2 separate regions of the Homo sapiens genome follow, and region 1 is linked to region 2. A link is an interaction called in ENCODE POLR2A ChIA-PET data of the cell type or tissue named here. Cell type or tissue: PC-3. All regions are shown on one strand.

What was found. Peaks named below come from ENCODE experiments on the same cell type or tissue, not always from the same donor. Only the 100,000 strongest peaks of a DNase experiment are listed, where the experiment ranks them.
Region 1: POLR2A ChIA-PET joins it to region 2 with 16 read pairs; 2 of 35 experiments call an interaction of 5 or more read pairs at or near these places.

The regions. Positions count from the first base shown.
Region 1 is chr1:84,778,300-84,782,299 of GRCh38, forward strand. LOC102724892 (a long non-coding RNA gene) reads right to left here. Exons shown (of 3, transcript XR_426717.3): 3 at 2,707-4,000. Among named protein-coding and RNA genes, the nearest start is that of SSX2IP, 90 kb to the left of the region's middle. In PC-3, no CTCF peak of the experiment used is centred here; a DNase peak (open chromatin) is centred at 1,992; H3K4me3 peaks cover 442 bases; H3K27ac peaks cover 2,161 bases.
Region 2 is chr1:84,916,754-84,920,753 of GRCh38, forward strand. No RefSeq gene overlaps it. Among named protein-coding and RNA genes, the nearest start is that of LPAR3, 26 kb to the left of the region's middle. In PC-3, no CTCF peak of the experiment used is centred here; no DNase peak of the experiment used is centred here.

The DNA.
Region 1 (4,000 bases), 140 kb before region 2:
AGTGATTGCTTTGCCCTTCAGGGCTGTAGGGCTTATGGAGCACAGCTCAGCATCAAGTGACCAGGCCATCTTGGTCACTATGCTGGTGGCTCTGAAGCCCAAGGCTTTCCCAGATCTGCACGAGTTTCTGTAACTGATGAACAGTTTTACGCTGTGCCATTGTAAGGACTCACAATCTATACAGGAGGAAGACCATGTATTCACATGTGTTCAATAACTATTTACTTGGTACCTTCCCTAGGCCAGGCACTTGTGTTAGTCACCAAGGATTCAGTAGTGAACACAACACAGTTGCTATCATTATGGGGCTAATGTTCTAGGGCAGAGATCCCTGACCCCCGGGTCACGGACCACTGCTGGCCCATGGCCTGTTAGGAACCAGGCGGCATAGCAGGAGTGAGTGGTGGGTGAGTGAGCAAACTTCATCAGTATTTACAGCTGTTCCTCATTGCTCGTGGTACCACCTGAGCTCCACCTCCTGTCAGATCAGCTATGGCATTAGATTCTCATAGGAGCGCAAATCCTATTGTGAACTGTGCTTGCAAGTGATCTAGGTTGTGTACTCCTTATGAGAATCTAATGCCTGATGATCTGTCACTGTCTCCCAACACCCCCAGAAGGAACCATCTAGTTGCAGGAAAAAAAACTCAGGGCTCCCACTGATTCTACATTATGGTGAGTTGTATAATTATTTCACTATATATTACAATGTAATAATAATAGAACTAAAGTGCACAATAAGTGTAATTTGCTTGAATCATCCCCAAACATCCCTCCCCACCCCCACTGGGTCCATGGAAAAATTGTCTGCCACAAAACCAGTCACTGGTGCCAAAAAGAATGGACTGCTCTTCTAGGCGAAGGAGATAGACAATAAACAAATAAACACAGTAATCTACAGCACAGCTTCCCATAGTGAAAGATGCCAAGAAACACGCAGAGTGGGGTAGAAGGATGGGAGCTGCTCTGGGTCAGGTGGTCAGGGGCAGTCTCCGGAGAGCCAACCTTTGAGCAGAGAGTCCTGACTTTAGAGGGTGCAAGCCTCGGGGTTGCCTAGGGCAGAGCATCTCAGAGGGAGCCGCGGGTCCAGTGCTTAGCAGAAGGAAGAATCTGACTGGGAGCACTGTGAACTCTAAAAAGCAGCTGCTATCTATTAAGAGCTTACTATGTATCAAGCACTTTGCACGCCTCTTATGCGCCATACAAACATGGTCTCATTTAACTATTACAACAGTCCTGTGACATAGATCCAACTGTTCCCATTTTATAGCTGATGAAACAGAGGCTGAAAGATAACCTAGCCTGCCTCAGAGCAAGCTTGTCTAACCAGTGGCCCAGGACGGCTTTGAATGCAGCCCAACACAAATTCATAAACTTTAAGACATTATGAGATTTTTTTTTGCGATTTTTTTTTAGCTCATCAGCTATCATTAGTATATTTTATGTGTGGCCCTAAACAATTCTTCTTCTTCCAAAGTGGCCCAGGGAAGCCAAAACATTGGACACTCCTGTCACAGAGTTAGGAAACGGCAGAGCTGAGACTTGAGCCTGTATCTAGTCTGTGTCCAAAACCCTCTGTTCCCAACCTCCTCCAAGACCCACAGCTCCACTCTGTTGTAGTGGGAGAGCGCTCACAGGCCCACAGCACTTCGTGCGGAGGAAAGGATACTTTTGAGACCTAGTTTGCCTGGAAGAAGCTTTGCTCATCATGAAAAGCCACTTTCTTTTCTAACTGTTTTCTCTCTCTTGCTTGGAAACATTGTCCAGCCAAAGCTGCTTCTCTGGGTGGCTTCCTCTTTGTGGCTTCATTGTTTTATGTGGTGAATGCTGTTGCTACCAGGATGCCCACAGAGTACACTTGGGTCCCCAGCTTTATTTCAGGGCTTCCTGGGGCTGCCAAAAAGTTGTGCAATTCTTTCAAGGCCCTGGCACCGGGGACTCACACTTGTAAGGCTGATTCATTCTTATGTCAGCTCTGAGACCAGAAAGGACTCTCCAAGGGTAGCCACCTAGGTGCATGCTTCATCCCCAGAACCACATGGGCACAGAGTGGTGCAGAAGAAAGAACAGCAGGTTGGAATCAGTCAGTTTACACGTTTGCAGAGTCCCATAAAAAACAAAACAAAAACAAGAAGGCAAAGTAACCAAACCGCGCAATCCTGAGCAAATAAGTCAGCAGTCCTCCAAGCCTCAGGGTCCTTATTGTAACAATAGGAGCAGTCTTGCTAACCTCTGTCCGCTGTTTTCAGCGGCGATGACACCCCCATGAGAATATGCTTCTTGCAAAGGATTTCCTTCATCTCTCCCCATAAGAAAGGAGGAAACAAGATGAAATGCATGGTGCAAAGCCCAATGCCTATCTGCTGGATGTGAAATGCCTGCATGCTATAAAATCACTCTGGGGTTTACCCACGCTCTAACAGTGGTTGTGTGTGTTGACTATTCTCTGTCCTCAGCCAGCCTACCGGAGGCAAAGTATGGTGACTGGAGGACATCTCTGCAGGCAGAAGCAGCACTGAAGGCACCTGGAATGAAGATGAGTGGAAAACATCTCAGTAAACACAGCACTATTCATGATAGCCTAGATGTGGAAACAACCTAAGTGCCCATTGATGAATGAATGGATAAATAAATTGTGATATCTATATATATTACAATATCCCTACAATGGAATACTATTCAGCCTTTAAAAAGGAGATACTGCTATTTGCTACAACATGAATGAACCTGGAGTACTTTATGCTAAAAAGTAAGACAGATACAGAAAGAAAACTACTGCATGATCTCACTTGTATGTGGAATCTAACAAAAAGTCTAATACATAGAAACAGAGTAGAACAGTGGTTACCAAGGGTGGGGAGGGGAAAGAAATGGGGAGTTTGTCAGAAGGTACAAAGTTATGTGGGAAGGATAAATTTAAAAATCCAACATACAGCAGGAGGACTATAGTTAATCATACAGTCTTGTATATTGAAAAGTTGCTAAGAGACTAGATTTTAGGTGCTCTTACTGAAAACAGGGTAACTAGAGAAGGTAGGGAAGGTGATGAATACGTTAATTTGCTTACCTGCAATAATCGTTTCACTATGTATATCAAAACATCATGTTGTATACCTTAAATATATACAATAGAAAATAAATAATAAAATAAACACAGATTAAAAAATAAAAACAACTCAAGATACAAATGTACATATGGCTGGCTGTAGATGTAGTTACTGGCTAAGGCATGGATTCTGAGCCAATCCCTTTGAGTTCAGATCATGGCTCTTCCACTTTCTCACTGTATGTTCTTCAGTGATGGCATCTTTTTTAATGGCTTAGGAATTTTTTAAAGTCCTAAATTAGGTAGTTTTAGCTGGTAGATCCGTGGATATGTCTTGTTCTTCTTCTTCACTCTTTGTAAATAGGGGATAATAATACCACCTACCCCAGGGTTATTGTGAGATTTAATAAGTAAATATGTACACACAGAGAGAGGCAAAGAAAGACAGAGCAGTTGGAACAGTCCCTGACAAGCAACTTTAAAGTGTTGGCTATTATTATAAGGGAAGGGCCAGGTAAATGCTGGTGCTTGACACTTATTTACTTAAAAAAGAGAAAAGAAAAGAAAAGAAACAAGTCATACCCAACATCTACCAGCTTAAACCACCTAATTTAGGGTAAAAAAAAATTCCAGACAATGGAAAAGATGCTGTCTCTTAATTATTCAGGGAATGGCTTTTCTCTAGGAAAGGCAATCTGAAATGTGTCCTGGCAAACCAACTCTTCGGCTAAAGACACATGGTGGCTCTTGGTTGGGCGTGGATTAAAGCGCAGCTCCTCCCGCTTTCCAAACTCAGAAAGGAGGAGGAATGTTAAGTGTGGCTGCATTGTCATTAATTAATTTCTCAAGGGCTGCAGTAATCAGGAAGCTCATTAATGTGTTTTAGCCTGCCTTTCATTTAGAGAATGAGTAGGAAATGTAAATGGAGTGCACTTAGAAACCTTAAAAATCGTT
Region 2 (4,000 bases):
GGACTGGTCTCAACACAAACTGCTGACCATCTCTGCAGGGTCTGGATGGAAAAAGGCAGATCAGTACCACATGCACTCAGGCATTTTTACAACTTCATTTTTTCTTCTTGTGAGATGGGGGCCATGCCACTCTCCTTGCTCTGTTCCCCCAGTCTCAGGCTACCTTGGTCCAGAAACATTCCTCCAACATGACTGTATTTACTACCACCTTCCAAATGAAGGCAGTCGTAGGAGTGGGCACAAAGCAATCCTGTCTCAGCGTCCCTCCCATCAGTTCACTCTCCCTTCCCCTCCCCTTCAGTCTTCTCACGCCCACCCCCACACACCGCCCTAGCCTAAGGGAAGCAGAGGCAAAGCACCTCCTGGCATTTACTTGCAAGACCCTCCTTTCCCAGGCAGCCTCATTAGGCTCTAAACCTTTGTGATCCCACTCCCAAATCTTGATTGTGGTCACAGGTGGGAGGCTGAGGGTAGGATGGAGTCCTTATAAAGTCCCTATGCAGTTTGTAAGCATCAGAATACAGAATACAGATTTTATTAGTGGTTACACCAAGTCTTGACACCTTAATAGACACAAAACTGCTGCTGGCCAAGGTCAGAGCATCTCAGAGTGTGTGGGTATAGGGGTAATGGGGAAGGGATGATGCAGAAACGGAAAGTCTTGGATATGCTTCTTTTCTTAAAATTGTGAGAAGAGGCAATATGCATGTGATGGAAATATGCATTCAACCCATTCATCCTAACAAATGTATATTTCTCAATAATAGAAGCTATGAAAGGAGACCCTCCCCTCCAAATGCATAGTTCAAAAGCATTAGCCCTTAAGAAAATGACAGGGTAATTAGCAGAAAAGTCTTGTGAGAAACAAAAATATACAGTTGAGAAACAAAAATATACAGTTGATCCTCCAGATCCATGGGTTCCTTATCTGTGGATTCACCCAACAGAAGAAATGTATGGTTGCATCTCTACCAAACATGTACAGACTTTTTTTCCTTGTCATTAGTCCCTGAATACAGTATAACAACTATTTACTTAGCATTTACATTATATTAGGTATTATAAGTCATCTAGAGATGGTTTAAAGTATATGAGAAAATATGTGTAGGTTAGGTGCAAATATTTTACATTAGGGACTTAAATATTCATGGATTTTGGTTTCCACAGGGGTCCTGGAATCAATCCTCCATGGATATCAGGGGATAACAGTATATACAGATAGATAAAACATATATGTATATACACACACACACGTATATATACACACACATATACAATACATACACATATGTTATATAATACATATTTTATATATATATATACATGCACACACGCCAATCTAGTGTATTTCTGAGAGATAATTTTAAGGCAAATTTCTCGTTATGTTTGTGATTGTGTTTAATTACAGGGTAATGGCATTTCTCTCTCTCTCTTTAATCTGGATGGCTGCAGCAGCTTTGTGACTGATTTCCCTGCTTGCCTCCCTCCACCTCAACCCATCCTCCACAGTTCTGCCCTCTCTGGTCATGCAGTTCTCAGGTCTAAAGCCCTCCCTCTCATGGCATACATACTCCTGTGGCCTTGCCTTGTCCCTTCTCTAGTCCTGTCTTCTGTCATTTTCCCTGTATACAGCCTATACGCTGACCACGCCAAAGCATCGTTTTCCTAACTGACCAGGTTCTCTCTCTGATGTCCAGGCCTTTGCCATTGTTACCCTCATCCATCCCACGCCATGGCCATCCCATGCCATGGCCATCCCACGCCATGGCCATCCCACGCCATGGCCATCTGGTCAAATACAACATATTCTTCAAATCTAAGCTCCAGCATTGTCTAGTCTCCTCAACAGGCAGGCAGAAGCTATCTCCATTCTGCTCTCATGTAGTACCTTGGGCTGACCTTGTATTATCTTTGTTTTTTTCTGTGATTCTCTCTCCCACTGGACACCAAACTTGGTGAGGGCAGGAATCTTCTCACTCATTCCTTGCATCCTTAGTACTTATCACAGTAGTGGAAATCAACAAAAATATGCTGAGTTAATGGTCTTTGATAGCATCATCATTCTCCTTCTACATATCATGTAGTTACCTAGTGTTTCCCAAAACTAATGATGCTTATCACTTCCCTTGTTTAACTTGTCACCTAGGAAACTTCCATGCTTATTAGCTAAGTCTATCTTTCAAACCATGCCTCCCTGCCCCCCAACCAGCCAGACGAAATTAATTATTGATAGCAGCACTCTGATTTTCCCCCAAAGGCAAACCAAGAGCTAAGACTCAACCCACTGTCCTGCTATCATAAATAACACATGTAGGAGGGCACAAACACAGTGCTATGTCCGAAAGGCGTGATTAATACCTGCTCCCTCTGTAGACCTAGCATAGTGGGCTCACAAGTGAGGATGTAAATTCACTTTTTCAGAGCAAATGTTCCTCTTGGGGGACATCCACTCAACCTCGAGGACAGAGTAATGACCACAGCCCATAGGCCGTGGGAGATGAGTAATTTACTGCTGCTAGGCAATTAGTGGTGCTAGAAAAAAAATTACTTTCATTTAAAATTCTCTTTAAGCCATATGTATCATGGCTCATGGGATAATTTATGTATCATTAGAAACTAAGAAACATACATCACCCTAATAAATTGTCTCCCCCATTCACCATAGCCAGTAGCTCCAGATGTCTTTAAGAAGTCAAAGTTTTGCTGTCCTTGTTGTGTAAGGTGGTGTGGAAATGCTTGTCTGTAACTCGTTTAGCTTCATATTCACTCCCTGGTTCTCTGGCAGAGACAGATGGCAAGAGAAGCATTTGCCATCTTTTTCATGCACTGGTTTGCAGTAGCACTTGCTGTAAATGAGCCCATAGTAAAACAATCACGAGTTGTATTGTTTTTCCTAACAAGGCTGGAGGTCATATGGCAACTGGGCAAACATGCTTGAGTTCAGAATGTGAATCACTCTAAACCAAGTCTCAGTTAAGGGTAAAACATTAAATGGAAAGACAGAAAATGAGGCTTTTCACTGATGGAGGGTGGGGCATGGGACAAAGGAAAGCAGCTCGGCACCCAGCCTGCAGGCACAATGTGGGAACCTTGATCAATATCACCAAACACAGAAGTCTGATCTCCATCTTTGTAAGGCAAAAAGTGGCGCCACAGCCACTTATTTGTGAGGACAGAGGAAAATGGTGTACCCAAATGCCTGTTAAAAAGCAAATCCATGAAAAGACGTGGCAGAAACTTAAATGTATATCACTAAGTGAAAGAAGCCACTCTGGAGAGGCGACATACTATAGGATTTCAACCTTATGACATTCTGGAAAAGGAAAAACTATGGGGACAGTAAAAAGACCAGTGGTTGCCAGGAGTTCAGGTATGGGGTGGTGGTGAGGGAGGAATGGCTAGGCAGAGGAGAGGATTTTTAGGGCAGTGAAGCTACTCTCTATGACACGATAATGGTGGATACATGTTATACATTTGTCCAAATCCAGAGTGTGCAACACCAAGAATGACCACAATGTAAACTATGGACTTTGGGTGGTAATGATGTGCCAGTGCAGCATTCATTGGTTGGATTGTAGCTAATATACCACTCTGGTGTGGGATGTTGATAATGGCAGAGGCTGTGCACATGTGTGGGCAGGAGGGATATGAGAACTCTCTGTACCTGCCTCTCAATTTTGCTGTAAATCAAAAATTGCTCTAAAAAAAGTCTGTTTTTTAAAAAAGCAATGCCAACTCAGATTCATGCTTTTCTTTTATTAAATTTATTAAATTTAAAAGTACATTCCTGGGTTCCTAGGCTTTTCTTTAAAAACCATGCTTTAATCACTGAGTTATATAATCCTATCATCAAGATTCACTGCATAACTTGTAGGGCCCACTGAAAAATGAAAATGTGGGGTCCCTTGTTCAAGAAATATTAAGAATTTCAAGACTGATGGAGGACCATTAAGCCAAGCACAAGGTTCTTTGAGAATGCACGGATTACGCAGCCACAAAG